Linked DNA regions of Homo sapiens: region 2 is linked to region 1. A link is a loop called in an ENCODE intact Hi-C map of the cell type or tissue named here. Cell type or tissue: heart left ventricle. All regions are shown on one strand. Each heading gives the region's core, and the rest is flanking DNA. Links, peaks and the distances in the headings are about the cores only.

Evidence for each region. Peaks named below come from ENCODE experiments on the same cell type or tissue, not always from the same donor. Only the 100,000 strongest peaks of a DNase experiment are listed, where the experiment ranks them.
Region 2: it touches region 1 in a loop (2.5-fold over the local background); 6 of 110 quality-filtered maps call a loop at or near these places.

The regions. Positions count from the first base shown.
Region 1 is chr16:2,272,538-2,281,646 of GRCh38, forward strand. ABCA3 (ATP binding cassette subfamily A member 3) reads right to left here. Exons shown (of 33, transcript NM_001089.3): 27 at 8,844-8,972; 28 at 8,490-8,684; 29 at 6,406-6,593; 30 at 5,751-5,921; 31 at 5,342-5,532; 32 at 5,060-5,133; 33 at 3,344-4,268. The coding sequence ends at 4,137. MIR4717 (microRNA 4717) reads left to right here and starts at 2,083; the gene lies at 2,083-2,154. MIR3677HG (MIR3677 and MIR940 host gene) reads left to right here. Exons shown (of 3, transcript NR_132988.1): 3 at 450-535. In heart left ventricle, for the core only: no CTCF peak of the experiment used is centred there; DNase peaks (open chromatin) are centred at 3,714 and 6,694.
Region 2 is chr16:2,320,330-2,329,438 of GRCh38, forward strand. It overlaps ABCA3 (ATP binding cassette subfamily A member 3), which reads right to left. Exons shown (of 33, transcript NM_001089.3): 3 at 8,124-8,428; 4 at 6,084-6,163; 5 at 5,681-5,945; 6 at 4,075-4,202; 7 at 3,194-3,359. The coding sequence starts at 6,137. Among named protein-coding and RNA genes, the nearest start is that of ABCA3, 16 kb to the right of the region's middle. In heart left ventricle, for the core only: no CTCF peak of the experiment used is centred there; no DNase peak of the experiment used is centred there.

The DNA of each region.
Region 1 (9,109 bases), core at 678-8,677:
TGTCTCCTGGAGCTGGTGAGACCCCACCTCACTCAGGAAACCCCCCAGACGCCCCCAGGCAGAAGTGGCCATACTCCAGGGCCTGCATCCCTGTGCCCCACAGTGCGCCCTGGCCGGTTGGTTGTAGGAACTCAGAAAAGCAAAGCAAACAGGATGGTTCCCTGCTGGACACATTACATTCCCTGCTGGACACATTTCTATTGCAGATCTTTAGTCCAGGATTCCAGGGTAGCCAAGGTCACCTGAGTCCTGGGGACTCTGGGCCTGGTCTCTGAAAGCAGCCAGTAAGACAGAGATGGGAAACCCAGCAAGATGGAGTGAGCCAAGGGCACAGTTGGGTCCAGGCGCAGCAGGGAGCTGCCTGGGGGTGACACACACTTGACGGAGGCCACTGCACACACCCTACCCCGGCCTGAACTTGAGCACTTCCTTTTTTTTTTTTTTTTTAGATGGAGTCTCACTGTAGTCCAGATGGAGTGCAATGGCGTGATCTCGGCTCACTGCAAGCTCCGCCTCCCCGGTTCACGCCATTCTCTTGCCTCAGCCTCCTGAGTAGCTGGGACTACAGGTGCCCGCCACCACACCCGGCTAATTTTTTTGTATTTTTAGTAGAGACGGGGTTTCACCGTGTTAGCCAGGATGGTCTTGATTTTTCGACTTCATGATCCGCCTGCCTCGGCCTCCCAAAGTGCTGGGATTACAGGCGTGAGCCACCATGCCCGGCCAAGCACTTCCTTGAACACAGAGGTGACCATGAGGAGGGAGGCGTGAACCAGGATGACGGGGCAGCAGATGGAGCCTGCCTCCCTGAGACCTCAGGTGACCGAGTGCTGGACTGCCTCCTCCTGCCTACATGGCTGAGAAATAAACTTCTTTTTCAAACCACTGTGACCTGGGGTTTTCTGATACCCTCAGCAAGCCTGTTCCTGTGGCCTGGTGTGGGTCCCCTGACCTGTGGCCTGGGCTGCCTGTATCCGGCCTGCCCCTCTGCTCCGCTGTAAACCTGTGATGGCAGTGGAGGGGCTTGGCCTGGGCCCGCCCCACCGCGAGGTCTTCCCCTCTCCGAGTTCTGGGTGTGGTTTCAGTTGAGCCACGCCGTTGGACTGGGCCGGCCTGGAGGACAGAAGGCACAGGCTCTTCCACATACCTGGCTCGTGGCCCATGGGCCGTCTGCTCACGGGAGCCCTGCACCAGGCCATGCAGAGCAGTGAAGTCAAAACCTCGTTTCCCAGGTCTAAGGTGAACTGGGAGCAGGGCAGGAGTTGGCTCTGTCAGATGCCACAGTTGTTTGGGGACAGTGTCCGTAGAGAATGTGTGGCCCCCCTCCGTGGTCTAGGGTGGAGCGTGGATAGGCCGGTCACTCCTATCCCTGGGCCCAAGGCTCTTTTCCCCTGCCCTCCCGTGGGCTGGGAACTGCCACAGCTCAGACAAAAATCGGCCAGGGCAGGGTCCTGAGGCTTCAGTCCCAGGCTCCTTAGGGCACCCCTGGTGACCCAGCTCCAGCACTGAGTTTCCAGAGGCCTTGAGGATTTCCCTGGGATGCCAGATGGGCCCTTCCTGCTGCTCCTGGGGTCATCTAAGCTCCAGGCTTGGGTGCAGCCCTGGGCCCCTGCCACAGACGCCCTGAATGCACCTGCCCCTCCCGGTCCCCACGCAGCAGCCTCCTGAGCTGCGGATCATTTTCCTAAGAAGGCATTCTACTTGTGCCAGTCCTTACTTAAAGACCCCTGCTGGTGCTGGCAGCGTGCTACCGGGAAGGATGGTATCTCCTGTGCGTGTCCTGTGTACGCTGGCCTCACACGTGTGTGCCTCATGCGGGCTGTGCCCTCAGTCCTATACGCTCTCCCCAACCCTCTTTTAGGGTGTCACAGGAGAAAAATGACACATTCCTAAATCTCTAACACATGGGCTTGAAAACAAGTCTGAGGATGCCCTGCAGAAGGGCCATGGGCATGGACATGGAGCTGGGTGGCCTCGTGCACTGACCTTTCCCTCTTCCTAGCCCCAGGCCCGACCTAGAGGCCACAGCCCCTGCGGACAGGCTGTGGGGCCAGAAGGGCCCACTTCAGAACTTTTCTCGTGGGCAGTGTTTAGGCCACAGCCACCCATGTGTAGGGGTGGCTACACATGGGTGGCTGTGGCCTAAACACTGCCCAAACACGTTATATTTTTTATAACATGGAACTAGATGGCAGAAGTTTAAAGGGAATAAAAGAGCTACTGGAGACGATTTGCAGCTTTCATAAATTTCCAGAGACTGATAAAAACACAGACTTGAAATTGTCCCAAATGAGCCAAAGTGATGAAAACAAGTCTTTTCTAAAACTCTGAATTCTAAGGGAATGTAAAATGCAGAAGTTCAAATCGGGTTTAGAAAACCATAAGAAATAATAGTGCATTCGCCGGGCATGGTGGCTCACGCCTGTGATCCCAGCACTTTGGGAGGCCAAGGCAGGTGGATCACTTGAGGTCAGGGGTTTGGCAGCAGCCTGGCCAACATGAGACCTCGTCTATACTAAAAATAAAATTTAGCCATGCATGGTGGCGCATGCCCTTAGTCCCAGCCACTCCGGAGGCTGGGGTGGGAGGATTGCATGAGCCCAGGTGTTTGAGGCTGCAGTGAGCTGTGATACCACCACTGCACTCCACGCTGGGCAGCAGAGCAAGATCCTGTCTCCAAAAGACAAAACACAAAACAGTGCATAAAAAGGGGCCAGGCACGGTGGCTTATGGCTGTAATCCCAGTACTTTGGGAGTCTGAGGTGGGTGGATCACTTCAGGTCAGGAGTTCGAGACCAGGCTGACCAAGATGGTGAAACCCCGTCTCTACTAAAAACACAAAAATTAGCTGGGTGTGGTGGCGCGTGCCTGTTGTCCCAGCTACTCGGGAGGCAGAGGCAGGAGAATGGCTTGAACCCGGGAGGCAGAAGTTGCAGTGAGCCAAGATTGCGCCACTGCACTCCAGCCTGGGCAACAAAGCAAGACTCCATAAATAACTAAAAAGGGAGCTGATGAGGAGTTATTTCTGGGAAATGGCAAATGCCCACGGGTGACCCTGATGCCAGCAGCTTCTCTCCCACCAGACCTGTGCTTCCCACACAGCCCCACCTGCTCTTGTCTTTAGACTAAGAGCCTGTCACCGGGCGTTGATCTAGCCGGCTTTTTCCTTTGTGTTATGGGCCTGTTCCTTCACCTCAGTGTATTCTCTGCGTGTGCTCCCTTCTGGGAAAAGCAACGTCCCACGTTTGTGTGATTGAAATGTGAAAGGAGAGCCTCATGTCTAGATTGTGGGCGAGTGATTGAGCCCTGTGACCGCTCGCGCGTGTGACCCACAGACTGTGACTGTGTCCCCTCAGCATTTATTTTCTGGATGGTCACAACGTATTCAATGTGTCCTTGAGACAGCCACCCAGCCCTTAGGGTGGTCCCTGCGTGTCCTGGGGCGGGCGACTTCCTGAGGGTGCAGTGCTGGAAACAGAGACTGCTTCGAGCCTGGCCACCTTCCCTCCTGTGCCGGCTGCTTCTAGGAGATGCTGTGGGACGGTGCCCGGCTTCGCGGTGACTACCATGCCCTAAGGAGCAGAGCCTCCAGGATGCCCCCGGGCTGCGCTGGACGCTAAGACCCCAGCACCTAATCACAGTCAGCAGCTTCCCTCCACTGACAGTGATCTGCATGGTCCATTCCTGGCGGCCTGGGGGCCTCGCTACAGTTCAACCTGGCTGGCTTCCCGCTTCCTCCCCAGGGGAGATTAGTGTCGTGTGTAAACTTGGACAAGTCACTGGGTCCTCTCTCCAGGGAGTGCCTGGAGAAATTCAACCCCCAGCTCAGCTGCAGCCCTTCCTGGGTCAGCTCTCCACCCAGAGACCCCGGAGCTTGCCCGCAGACTGCCCGGCCTGCCCCAGCTCTGGGAAAGTGAACTCCAGAGTATGCAGACATGGAGATGCGCATGCTGATCCTGGGCATGAGGGCTGGGCTGCACTCGTCCATTCTGTGCATACTGCCTTGAATTTTTCATATCCATCATAGAAAAAAGTGATTAAAAATAAAGGATGAGATAAACTTGGAGAGAGAGGATGTAAGATGGGCCCTGCTTGCCCGTCCTGTCCCTGCCTGATGGCGAGACAGCCGCCACCCCTCATCGCCCCTCCTCTGCGGTGGGCGGCTGCAGGTGGGCGAAGCTCAGGAAGACCTGTTCCAGCGAGATCTGGCTCACGGAGTAGTCGTCCACGCCGTACTTTTCCTTGGCTTTCTCCAGAATACCGAAAACCTTTGGGGAGCAGAAAAGTCACTGGTAGGAGAGAACAGGGCCCAGGCTCCTCTGCGGGACCTGGGAGTCCTCTGGCAATAGGGGCTGATGAGGCCCCCACAATCCTACCCCTGCCCAGCGCCACCCCAGAGCCCCAGAGAGGTCAGCCCTGCGACGGCACCGTGCTCCCAGGTAGAGGACGCTGGCTAAGCAGGAGCCAGCGGGGATGGGGCCCAGCCTCCTCCCTGTGCTGTTCCCAGCTCAGATTACAACCTTGAGCCAGTGATGTTCCCTTTCTGAGCCAGTTCTTTTTTTCCCCCATATTTTTTTAGAGAGAGTCTTGCTCTGTAGCCCAGGCTGGAGTGCAGTGGCACAATCATAGCTCACTGCAGTCTCGAACTCCCAGGCTCAAGCGATCCTCCCACCTTAGCCTCCCGAGTGGCTGGGACTACAGGTATGCATGATACCTGGCTAATTTTTAAATTTTTTGTAGAGACGGGGTCTATGTTGCCCAGGCTGGTCTAGAACTCCCAGGCTTAAGCAATCCTCCCTCCTCGGCCTCCCAAAGTGCTGGGATTATGGTGTGAGCCACCATCCCTGACCCCTTTCCTGTTTTACACTGAATTCCTTTTACCACTGATAATTTTGGATATAAAACCCCCAAACCAGCACGTATCAGGCTGAGTGTTAGGGGAGAAATGGAAAGTGACTCCTCTGTGGAAAGAGCCTGCAGTCACCACAGAGGGAGAGACCCCTGGAGGGACCTCCCCCTGCCCCATGAGTGCCCAGTGGGGCCCCAGGGACTGCCTCACCTTCGCCCAGCTGAGGTCACGGCCCGGCAGGTGGTAATGGACCATGCCTTGGTGCTCATCTTCCAGGACGCTGCCTGCACAAAGGAGAGACGGTGTTGCTGTGAGCGCCGGGCTGGAGGATCGGGGAGGGTGCCTGGGTGCTCAGCACTGGAGTCCTCGTCCCAGGGATTGGGGAGATGGGACTTGGCGGGGCGAGGCACAGACGCTCCGCACAGCAGATGGGAGAGGCCTAGGTAGGGGCCCAGGGCCCACCCAGTGGGGGCTGCCGGGGCCGGCACACACCTGGAAAGGTCAGGTCCACGAAGGCCTTGAACTCCTCCAGCGCCTCCTGTTGCCCTTCACTCTGCACCTTGGCCCGCAGGGAGTAGCCGCTGCCGAACTTGCTCTTGAGGTGCTGGGGGCTGCCCAGGCACTTGAACTGCCCCTGCACCATGATGGCCAGCCGGGTGCACAGGGCCTCACACTCCTCCATGCTGTGGAGAGGGCGGGACCTCAGATAGGGCTTGGGGTGCCAAAGGCTTGTGCAGACAGGAAGGCATTGGCTCTCCGATCAGGCTGTTCCTGATACCCATGCTCAGTGTGGCTCACGGGCAGACTCTGCACCAGATGCTGATGGGTCTCCTGGCCACCTGGCTCCTCCATGGCCCACCCGGTGCTGAAACTTCCAGTAACCCACAGACCCAGGCTCTACCTGTGGGAGGTGATGATGATGGCCTTGCCAGACTCTCGGGCTCGTGCCACGGTGTCCCAAAGCAGGCGCCGGGCCACGGGGTCCATGCCAGTGGACGGCTCGTCCAGGAAGATGACAGCAGGCTCTCCGATCAGGGCGATGCCGGTGCTCAGCTTCCGCTTGTTACCACCACTAGAGGCAGGAGGGTGCCAGGTGGGGGAATAAGGCTGAGAGTTAGCATTGGCTCCCATGTCCCAGTGGAGGCCCGTGTCCCAGCAGCGGCCCACACCCAGCAATTGCAGAACAGCCCTAGTGAAGAGGAAGGAGCTGTGTGTGCACCTGGAAAGCCCACCGCATAGGGCTGGAGGCCCCAGAGAAGGCTGTTCCCAGGGGCCCGGTGCACGCACCTACATGGGAAGACATCTGCCTGCACCTAAAGGGGACCTGCCGACCCTGACATCTCTCACTGCTGGCTTTGTCCCTAGGTGGCAGGCACTGTCAGGGCAGTCCCTTTCCTACGTGGAGCTACCTGGGTCACACCACCACATCCCAGCTCCATCCTGGAGCCACAAGCAGGAGCTCTGGCTGCTGACCTGAGCGGTCACTCCCAGCTCTATGCTATGGGGACCTTGATTCTGACTCCACTCTGGGAAGGGCCAGGGCTCGGGAGGTGCACCTGTACGTCCTGACCAGCTTGTTGGCATGTGGCTCCAGCAGCAGGCCCCGCAGAGTGTTCTCCACGCAGGCCCCGATGTGGCGCTCAGGGATGCCCCGGAGCCGAGCGTACATGACCAGCATCTCCCGGCCTGTCATGTGGTCCAGCAAGGCATCAAACTGCGGGCAGTAGCCGATCCGCTGCCGCACCTGGGGTCGGAGCATAGCCGGGGAGGGAGGCGGGTTGGAGGGAAGCCTCCTTCCTCCAGAGGACCACGGGGACTACCCTTGAGGTGCCCACCACTGCGCCTGTCTGTGGTTCCTGCCAGTGTGTGTACACGGGGGCGCTGGAGCTATGCACAGGCCGTGGTGGCTGCCCACAGTGGAAGCTCTTGGAACAGGGACACAGGAAGGATGTGCCTGGTGCAGGGAGGCTTCCAGAGCTGCTCTCAGAGCCTGGTCCAGGACAGGCAGCCATGGGGTTAGGTGGTGCAAGAATGGCCTTTACGTAGAAGCAGACTCAGAGCTGGCTACCCACTCATTCACACCTGGGACATCTGATGTGCTAGGACTCTTTCTTCTCCCTCTAAGAAGAAAGATTTGTGGGCACCACGTTTGGGGTGAGTACTGCTTGGTCAGATGGTGCAGCAGCTGTTCTCTGCACAAGTGACCACGTCCAGCTGAATTAAGACGTGCCTGCTGCCATCTGCTTAGCTACCTTCAGCAGCTGGTCGGGGGCAGGAGTGCCTGGGTTCTGTGGATTCCAGAGACTGGATTTCTTTTTCTTTACCTTCCTTCTTTGGGGTTCTCAAGCTTCCAGAATTTTTTTTTTTTTTTTTGAGACAGAGTCTTACTCTGTCTCCCTTACACTGGTAGAGCGCAGTGGCATGATCTCGGCTCACTACAACCTCTGCCTCCCAGGCTCAAGTGATTCTCATGCCTCAGGCTCCCGAGTAGCTAGGATTATAGGCACCTGCCACCATGCCCTGCTAATTTTTGTATTTTTCTTTGGTAGAGACAGCATTTTGCCATGTTGGCCAGGCTGGTCTCGAACTCTAGACCTCAAGTGATCTGCCTGCCTTGGCCTTCCAAAGCTGGGATTATAGGCGTGAGCCACGCTCCCAGCCCAGAATCTGTTTTTAATCAGTTTGGGGAAAGTCTTAGCCACTACCTTTTTGGCTACTACCCCCTGCCACTCTCTCTCTCTCTTCCTTCTGGAACTCAGATTACATGTACTGGGGACTTCTCACCCTCTCCTCCATTGCTAGATCACATACGGTTTTCTCTCCCCTGCATAGATTTTCAATTGCATAATTTATTTCTGTAGACACAGTGAGTTTATAATCTTTTATAATCTGGCCTGATGATGCAGATCTAACGCCTATGTGCTTGTCCCCCCATGGGGCCTGTGTCTATTGCTTCCAGCCATGGTACCATCTCCTCTGTTTGTTTGCTGTGCATTGCCTGTAAGCCCTGGAACCCTCTATGGGGGAGTCTGCAGCCTAGGATGAGGCTTTCCTCCCGAGAGGGCCTGCATGTGCTCTGGCCCAGGGCCTCTGCTGTCCAGGCACCCCTGGTGTGAGCTCAGGAGAGGACTCCGCGGCCACTTCTCAGCCCCAGGCCCTGCTTACCATTTCCCCTGCTCTGCTTGGCACACTTGAATTCCCATGCAGGCCCCGGGCAGAGGTGCAGGAGGGCTGCCTCTGGTCCTTCTGCGGGGGAGCTGGTGGGGCTCAGCTCAACATGGGAAAGCTGGGCGGGCCCAGGGCCTTCCATCCCTTCACTCAGCAAGGCCTCTAACCCCACACCTGAGCTGCCTGGACACAGAATGGCCTCTGCACAGAGGTGGCTGTCAGTGCTGAATGCGCCTCTCTGGGCTCACGGATGTTGGCACCCATCTCTCTCCCCTCCCATCACCTGCTAGTTCTGGCGAAGCTTAGCTTTAGCTCATTACCTTGTCTCGCTGTCCAGAGGCATGTGCTGGGCCCATTTCAAGCCACAGATGCAGCAGCTGTTTGGGGACAGCATCCCTCTGTCCCTGCCTCCAGGGTGCCCCCTCCAGCCATGCCTGTCTCACCCCTTCAGAGCCTCCCTGGCTGCACCCACCTTTCCGACATCAGAGCTGATTCTGTGACCCCCGACAAAGGCATCCCCAGAAGTGAGGCTCTCCTCCCCGGTCAGCATTTTGAAAGTCGTGGTCTTCCCGGCTCCATTGAAGCCCAGCAGGCCGAAGCACTCCCCTTTCTGCACCGCGAGGGAGAGCCTGTCCACGGCCAGGAGGGGCACCCGCTGCTCGTACACCTGCAGGCACCCAACAGAAAACACGGAATGCGGAGGCCTGGACGCAAAGCAGAGCAGTCTGAGCCTCAGCGCCGAAAGCTTCCAGGGATGGGGTCGGACCCTGGGGACAGCCAGGTAGTCAGCTGGCAGGAAGGACTCCACCCCAAATTGCAAGGGTACCTTGGAGAGCTCCTTGATAATCAGAGGTGTGTGGAGCAGGGAGTCCGGACTGGGGGCCAGGATGCGGGTCCTCTCGTCCGCTACATCTTGGTCCTCAGGAAGCACAGGCATCCGGGTGTATAATTCTGTCTGATTGACCAGGACAAAGACCGCATGCGTGAACCCAGCCGCAGGGCGGCTTCCGTGGAGAAGGGAGGGGCGGGGGTGGATGTGGGAGGTCTGGTGGGACTAAGGCCTTCAAGGCTTCTCGTCCCAATCTCAGGCCC
Region 2 (9,109 bases), core at 410-8,409, 48 kb after region 1:
CCTCATGATCCACCCACCTTGGCCTCCCAAAGTGCTGGGATTACAGGCGTGAGCCACTGCACCCGGCCTTTTTTTTTTTTGAGACAGTCTTGCTCTCTCACTCAGGCTGGAGTGCAGTGGCGCGATCTCGGCTCACTGCAACGTCTGCCTCCTGGGTTCAAGCAATTCTCCTGCCTCAGCCTCCCGAATAGCTGGGATTACAGGTGCACACCACCACGCCCAGCTAATTTTTTTTTTTTTTGTATTTTTAGTAGAGACGGGGTTTCACTATGTTGGCCAGGCTGGTCCCGAACTCCTGACCTCAGGTGATCTGCCTGCCTCAGCCTCCCAATGCTGGGATGACAGGTGTGAGCCACTGCGCCCAGCCTGAGGGCTGAATTCTCATCAGGCATATTAGTGGGTCTAAGGCATGGACATCTGGAGGCAAAACTGAGGCTAGAATTGACCAGTCCCTGTGCCATGCCAGTCTCACACACGTTATATCTCCTGGGGCTTTACTAGGAGCTTGTTTTTCCAGCCAACTTTTCTTCCCCCTCAGGTTCTCTGTCTTGCTGAGGACTAACCGACTATTCTTAATAACAAAACTTTTTTTCTCTAACAAAAGATATTTACTCTGTGTCATTTGCCACAAAGGTTTTCCCCAGTCTGCTATGTGCTTTTTTTTTTTTTTTTTTAAACCACCATTAGGTCTTTTCGTGTCTGGCAAATTTCCAGTTTGTACATGCTGAAATCTGTCAGTCTTTTCCTTTGAGATTGGTTTTCTCTTGCTTCCAAGCTTAGGGAATTGTTCCCCAAAAACAGGAGGGAGCTGAGCAGCTCCTGCCTGGGCCCCAGTCTCAGCAGCCAGTGTCCCCTCCTGCAGTCCCCTGCTGCAGGCAGCAAGCATCATGTGTGACAGCTGGACATAGCTTCTCCTGAGCTCCAGGCTGGGTGACCTGTCAAGGGCATCGCTCTGGGGCCTCACACACCCCACACCAGGTCTTGTTCATCTTAGTTCTAGATGTAAAATCTTGCCCTAGAGCATTAGCCTGGTGACAGCCCTGGCACCAGTAAGGGACATCGCTAAGCGCTGGCTGCATGCATGCTGTCTCCTGCCTGCCTGGCACTTGTGTCTCAGAATCATGCCTCATGGAGGGATGGGACGTTGCTGTGACTTCCATGGCAAACTTCCATGAGTTCTGTCTCCTGCCAGACCCGTGAAATACGACGTTCTCCAGAACACCCTGGACTTCCACCCAGAACCTGCAGTGGGGTCTTTCTTGGCCTGACAGCTAAGCCTAGTCCTGGGTCCGAGTCACTTCTTGGCTGTCCCTAGCTCAGTTCCAAGACAAGACCATGCTTCAGAGGAGGCACACGTACCAACCACCTGCCCAGGTCCACACGAAGACACACACTGATGGGGCATCAGAGTAACCAAGATCTGGCTTCCATGAACACCACACTGATTCCGTCAAACCATGGATCAGGTGCACAAGGACCACGGAGCTAAAAATGCCAGTAAGTCTGTACACAGAGAAGGCCCGGCAGAAAAAGAAAATGTAAACCAAGCCCCATGAACTCAAACGGGAGCTTTTAAAAGCTGACGTACAGCCGGGTGTGGTGGCTCATGCCTGTAATCCCAGAACTTTGGGAAGCCGAGGTGGGTGAATCATGAGGTCAAGAGATCGAGACCATCCTGGCCAACGTGGTGAAACCCCGTCTCTACTAAAAATACAAAAATTAGCTGGGCGTGGTGGTGTGCGCCTGTAATCCCAGCTACTTGGGAGGTTGAGGCAGGAGAATCGCTTGAACCTGGGACACAGCGGTTGCAGTGAGCCGAGGTCGCGCCACTGCACTCCAGCTTGGCGACAGAGCAAGATTCTGTCTGAAAAAAAAAAAAAAGAAAAAAAGCTGAAATACAAATGTTTCATTCAAGAGCACGTCTTCCAGGATATAGAGAAAGGGCCTTTGCTATCTTCAAGGATTATTTTAGTCTTTCAGAAACCAGTTATACTGGATGTTTTACTTTTCCTATAAACAAGAGTAAATGTTCCTGAAAAGTATTTCTTTCTTTTTTTTTTTAATTATACTTTAAGTTTTAGGGTACGTGTGCACAATGTGCAGGTTAGTTACATAGGTATACATGTGCCATGCTGGTGTGCTGCACCCATTTACTCGTCATTTAACATTAGGTATATCTCCTAATGCTATCCCTCCCCCCGCCCCCCCACCCCACAACAGGCCCCAGTGTGTGATGTTCCCCTTCCTGTGCTGGGAAAACTGGCTAGCCATATGTAGAAAGCTGAAACCAGATCCCTTCCATACACCTTATACAAAAATTAATTCGAGATGGATTAAAGACTTCAATGTTAGGCCTGAAACCATAAAAACCCTAGAAGAAAACCTAGGCATTACCATTCAGGACATAGGCATGGGCAAGGACTTCATGACTAAAACACGAAAAGCAATGGCAACAAAAGCCAAAATTGACAAATGGGATCTAATTAAACTCAAGAGCTTCTGCACAACAAAGGAAACTACCATCAGAGTGAACAGGGAACCTACAGAATGGGAGAAAATTTTTGCAATCTACTCATCTGACAAAGGGCTAATATCCAGAATCTACAATGAACTCAAATAAATTTACAAGAAAAAACCAAACAACCCCATCAAAAAGTGGGCAAAGGATATGAACAAACACTTCTCAAAAGAAGACATTTATGCAGCCAAAAGACACATGAAAAAATGCTCATCATCACTGGCCATCAGAGAAATGCAAATCAAAACCACAGTGAGATACCATCTCATACCAGTTAGAATGGCAATCATTCAAAAGTCAGGAAACAACAGGTGCTGGAGAGGATGAGGAGAAATAGGAACACTTTTACACTGTTGGTGGGACTGTAAACTAGTTCAACCATTGTGGAAGTCAGTGTGGCGATTCCTCAGGGATCTAGAACTAGAAATACCATTTGACCCAGCCATCCCATTACTGGGTATATACCCAAAGGATTATAAATCATGCTGCTATAAGGACACATGCACACGTATGTTTATTGCGGCACTATTCACAACAGCAAAGACTTGGAACCAAGCCAAATGTCCTGAAAAGTATTTCTTCAAGAAATACTTTTGCAAAGTGGGGCTGCCCCCATATGACTGTCACTAGTCAACAGCCCGGGCTGGTAACACGAACCCTAACCGAGCTTCTCACCAGGTTCTCCGCCATCAGGGGATGTAGGTTCCCTTGGTCCTGGGTTTGGGAAAAGCGGGAAAAGGGAAGTAGTGTGCCAGCCTTCTGTCTCTTTCAGGAAAAAGGAGCCTGTTTGGGTCCACATGTAATTTCTCCGTGTGTAACTGAACCGTAGGTGATATTTCACCTGTGGAAACAAAGAGAAAACCAGCTGTTCCGAGAGATCCAGACAGAGGGGCAAACAACAGGGTGGAGTGGGAGAGCGCTTGGGGGGCTGTCACAGCCGAGAACTCACCACTCCCCCGCCTCTGAGTATCTCCAACAGGCCCCGGAATGTCACACTGAGTGGTCCCTGTCCTAGCAGGAGCAGGGAGCCACACAGGGGCCCCTTTTGGGGGGTGGTTCTTGGCCATTCCTAATTCCATTGTGAAGTGCCACCGAGTGTTCAGGATCCCTGGAGGGCCGCCAACCACAATGCTAGATGGACTTGATGGCTTCCTAATTTTAATGCCATCAGGCAAGCAAAAACCTCACTTTCTTTCTTTCCGCCAGATCATATTTAAGTCCTAAATACCTACTACTTTCCTTAACTATCTTATTAGACTCTGTTCTGGAGACCAGTAATATCTTTCATAAAATGAGGGAACAGAAAGGAGCTTGGGGCGGCCACAGGCAGGTGCATTTTCTAACCTGTTCTGACCCGTGGGTTTAAATGTCACCAAGATCCCCTTGGCGGGGACTGTGATGATATTATCAGACCCAAAGGAGTGACTGCTATTGACTTGCAGGCAGGCAGAGGTTTAAGGGAAAGCAGTGCCTTTTACAGGTTGAACTAGTGACGCGGGAGGAAGCGGAGGCCTTGCTGATGGGCTGTGACTGCTCGGCCCGGCCGCACGTCTCACCGCCAGCGGCAGGGGCTCCTTGCTGTGGTTGAAGGGGTGCTCGAAGACCACGGCGGCCAGCACGCTGGACGAGCAGTTGTCGTACCTAATGTAGTCCTCAAAGTCCTTCTCGGAGGGAAAGCCGCGCACTGCAAAGAGAGAGCACGGGAGCTGTGGTTGCCCAATCGGCCCTCCTGCTTGAAAAATCTGCGTGGTTCAGGTCACTGGCAGATGAAAGACGGCAAATCCTCTAGGGCTTTGTAAACCCTTCCTGAGACTCAAGGCAGCTTTCATCTTTGGCAGAGAGACAAGCTGCCATCAAGGAGGGCAGAATGGCAGGGTCAGAGCCCCAGGCAGTGAGTTCTCCTGGTGCGGGTTTTTTGGAGCAGAGCTGGAGGCTCCGGGTAGCGCCTGCAGCAAGGCCCAGGGGAGCAAACCCACCACCCACCCTGCAGTGGGCTCTGCAGCCCGGGGTGGCTTCTCTTTCTCAAAACCAGAATGGTGTGTTTTTACAAATGGAGTGGATGCTAACTCAGAGTGTCTCAAAGGCTTTTTCTATCATCTGGACACTCCTTAACAATTCAGAAAGGGTTTTACTGTCGTCATTTTGTGAGGGACCAAGGCACTTCCTCTGAGTATTTGCTACAAGGAATTAAAGCCCGGGAGGTAAATGCCCAAATGAGGAGGGGAAAATGGAGGACAGCTTTCATCCCGACAGCAAGGGTTTAGGAACGGTGAGCAGCACTCACAGTGGGAGTTCCCTTCTCAGGCTTTCTCATCACTGTTTTCAGAGCTGCCCACCCAAAACCACGTCCCAGAAAAGGTTCTTGGCACCACACGGTCAAACTGTGCCCTGCCCTTGTCACAGAAGGGCTTTCCCTGGCTCAAGTCCACCCAGGCATCCCTGTAAAGTCCTGTCCACCCTACTGACCATCAGATGCAGTTCCAGGGCCTGGTACTGCTAAGGCTGCTGCACCTGCTGCTCCCCGGGGTCCTCACAGCTCTGCACAGGTGGGCGGCCAGCCCTGGTCCCATTGTACAATCAGGCATGGCCACAGAGAAGCTGGGGGATTCCTTGGGTGGCTCAGCCGCCGAGAAGAGATTTGATGCTAGATGGGCTTGATGGCTTCCTAGTCTTAGGGCCATCAGGCAAGCAAAAACCTCACTTTCTTTTTTCCCTTTTTCTGCCAGGTCGTATTTAAGTCCCAAATATCTGCTACTTTCCTTATGTATCTTATTGGACTCTGTTCACAGAGGCCTGGAGACCAGTAATGTCTTTCATAAAATGAGGGAACAGAAAGGAGCCTGGGGCAACTGCAGGCAGGTGCATTTTCTAACCTGTTCTGCCCCATGGGTTAAAATGTCACCAGGGTCCCTTTGGTGGGGACTGTGATGGTGCTATCGGACCCAAAGGAGAGACTGCTATTTACTCGCAGGCAGGCAGAGGTTTAAGGAACAGCAGTGCCTTTTACAGGTTGAAGTAGTGATGCGGGAAGAAGCAGAGGCCAAGTCTGCACAGGGTGAACTCCTCACCCAGCTGCTTCGCACATCCTGGGCTCGACCCCTGCCTGCCCAGCCGCGTGGAGGCACCACTAGGCCTGGCACCGAGAGCCCCGGCATGTCTCACCTCGCATGTTGATCACAAGTGCCCTGCGCACTGTCTCAGTGACGGTCTTGGCAGCGTCACTGTGAGAAGGGATGTAGGCAAGCTCCCAGGTGTCTCCTGGCGGAGGGAAGGTGAAGAACAGAGGCAGCTCCTGGATGGACTGGCCCGGGTAGATGGTGGCGTTGGGCACATTTTCCGACTGAATCTTCAAGCGGAGCCAGATGAGGATCCCAGAAAACAGCAATGGCAGGAAGAGTTCCAGGACCGTCACCAGGACCTTCCGCTTCTGGAAGAGATACAATAGGGCACGGTGATGGGCTGCAAGGCAGAAGCAGGGGCATGCAGACAGCCCTTCCCTCAAGGGCATCCCCAGGAGCCTCTGGGCTAGGCACGCAGCTGACCTCCCTCCAGAGTCTGGACGCACCTGCAGGGTGTAGTTCTTCCAGAGGAGGAGCGCCAGCTGCCTGAGCACAGCCATCGTCTTGCTGAAAGGGACGCCCAGTGCTAGTTACAGACCAAAGACAGAGAGTGTGGGTGCGCAATAGAAACACGCAGAGTGGGGATTTGGGGAAAAGCCATGGACCCTTTTTCCTCCATGTCTCTCACCTTCTTTTGTGCCACTTTAACTCCAAACACCCCTGGAGGGAAGGGTACAAGGCCTGTGCCATGCCCACCCTCAATCCTCTACCCTGCACATCCAAAGAGCATAGTCTTTTTGGCCAGGTGCAGTGGCTCATGCCTGTAATCTCAACACTTTGGGAGGCCGAGGCAGGTGGATCACTTGAAATCAGGAGTTCGAGACAAGCCTGGCCAACATGGTGAAACCCCGTCTCTACTGAAAATACAAAAATTAGCCAGGCGTGGTGGCAGGCGCCTGTAATCCCAGCTACTCGAGAGGCTGAGGCAGGAGAATCGCTTGAACCCGGGAGGCGGGGGTTGCAGTGAGCCAAGATCGTGCCACTGCCCTCCAGCCTGGGGGCAACAGAGTAAGACTCTGCCACAAACAAACAAACACCAAAAAAACCCAAAGAGCATAGTCTTTTTGGAGCCCAACTTGTTCCTTGGTGAATGTAAGATCAATGACATGCTTTTTATGTGCACTGTGACTTCTGCAGTAGTTTTTAAAATTTTTTTTGTTTCTTTTGAGACAGGGTCCTGCTCTGTTGCCCAGGCTGGAGTGCCATGGTGCGATCACAGCTCACTGCAGCCTCAACCTCCTGGGCTTGTGATCCTCCCACCTCAGCCTCCCGAGTAGGTGGAACTACAGGTGCATGCCACCAACACCCGGCTGGTCTCGAACTCCTGGCCTCAAGCAATCCTCCAGCTTCATCCTTGTAGTGCTATTTACCATTTGATAAATGCTATTAGGATGTTCTTGGTGGTTAATATGGATTTGCTATTTATTACCAAAATATTCAGGCTTATGGAATTCCACTTACTGACTGACCAGCTTTATTCTTAACCAACACTGAACCCATAAAAGAAAACTGAACATAGTGTCCTGGGTGATTTCTAAGGTTTGGAGAGAGCTGTGCAGGGAAGGGGAAAGGAGGGACTTGGAATTCTGGCCCCCATTGGCCTTGCTGCCCCGGAGCAGGCCCGGGTAGGCAGACATGCTGGTGGGGCCATCAGTCACACCCTCTCCTTGGCCCTAAAGACCGGCTTTTCCTGTTGTTATTACAGGTACTGGCATCAGAGCCTCGCAGCAAAAAGACTAGCCATTTTCTTTTTCTTTTTTCTGTTTTTTTTGGAAACAGAGTCTTGCTCTGTCACCCAGGCTGGAGTACAGTGGCGTGATCTTGGCTCAATGGAACCTCCGCCTCCTGGTTTCAAGCGATTCCCCTACCCCAGCCTCCTGAGTAACTGGGATTACAGGCGCCTGCCACCACGCCTGACTCATTTTTATATTTTTAGTAGAGATGGGGTTTCACCATGTTGGCCAGGCTGGTCTTGAACTCCTGACCTCAAATGATCCGCCCGCCTCAGCCTCCCAAAGTGCTGGGATTATAGGCGTGAGCCACTGTGCCCAGCTGCCATTTTCATCTTTACCATCTGTCCAACGAAAATTCATCCAAAAAATAATCTATCCTATATTATATAGGAACATGATATTTAAATCTGGCACATATAATGGGGAAAAAAATCTGCCAAAAGATGATCAAATACAGGTGATAGCAGAAATGAGAGCTTAGATCTGTAAAGGTATTCCCTCAATTTAGCTAAAATCTGTCTTACTAAATTTCAAATATCAGAAACAGAGGCTGGGTGTGGTGGCTCATGCTTGTAAACCCAGCACTTTGGGAGGCCGAGGCAGGAGGATCCCTTAAGCCCAGGAGTTCGAGACCAGCCTGGGCAACATAGCAAGACCCTATCTCTATACAAATAAAGTAAGAAAAAGGAACACAGACACTGAACCCAGAGTTAAGTTCATCTCATGAACTTCAAGAGTTCATGAGCTGCTAACCTGCTAGAGAAGTAGGTGGTCTGAGTAAGTTCAAGTAGGCGCTGCAACCCGCAGGAAATAGGAGAAACGTGCTCTGAAAACTGAGTGTAAAGAGGGCGAGGTGTGCAGACGTGGCTGCTCTGTCCTGGAGAGGCAGGGAAGGCGATGGAGGAGGGGCAGTCTAGAGAGCCCCTGGTGCTGGTCCACTCGCTACAACTGCAGGCAGAGAGGAGTCCTTCCCGCTCAGCGTCCTTCATGTGCGGAAAAGCCTCCTTGACTCACAGTGGAAGAGTTTCAGGTTCAGTTGCTCAGCTCCACACTCATGGCTGATCCAAACCCAACATCATCCATCAGCCAGGTTAAGATGCACGGGATAGAAAGGCAAACAATTAGCGAGTCATTCCTAGATCACCATGAGCTAGCGCTCCCCGACAATGACCCGGGAGACTCCAGCGCACGGGGAAGGGTTTTTTTTTTTTTTTAAATGACCCATTTTACTTTTGGTTTGGTTTCAGTCCATTGAAAATCATTTATATCAAGGCTCTTTTTAAATTAAAACTCTTGCTTTTTTTTTTTTTTAAGATGTGGCTGTTGATATCTAATAATATTCAAAATTTATGCTTTAAAGGGTAGTCAATAAATATTTACATGAAATACAACTGCAAACAGTTAAAAATTAATTTAAAATATGACTTTTAATGAATCATATTGTTAAAAAGTGAAGAAATTAAAGCTAAAATAGTATGAAGTGCTATTAAGGGGCAACTTAATAAATTATCCCAATTCTTTTAAAATTAATAAGGTAGAAGACCTGTCTCAAAGTCAGTTGCTGATGATGAATAAAACAGCAGTGACTTAAAGATACACATTAAGGCCTGTGGTTTATAAAAGGTTTCTAGAAGTGGTTTAGGCAAAAAGAAGAGGCCGGTGCCTCCATTTGGGGCCATCATCCCGGGGAAGTACACTCCAGATGGGCGTGGGGTTGGCTGAGATGAACGTTCTGCCTC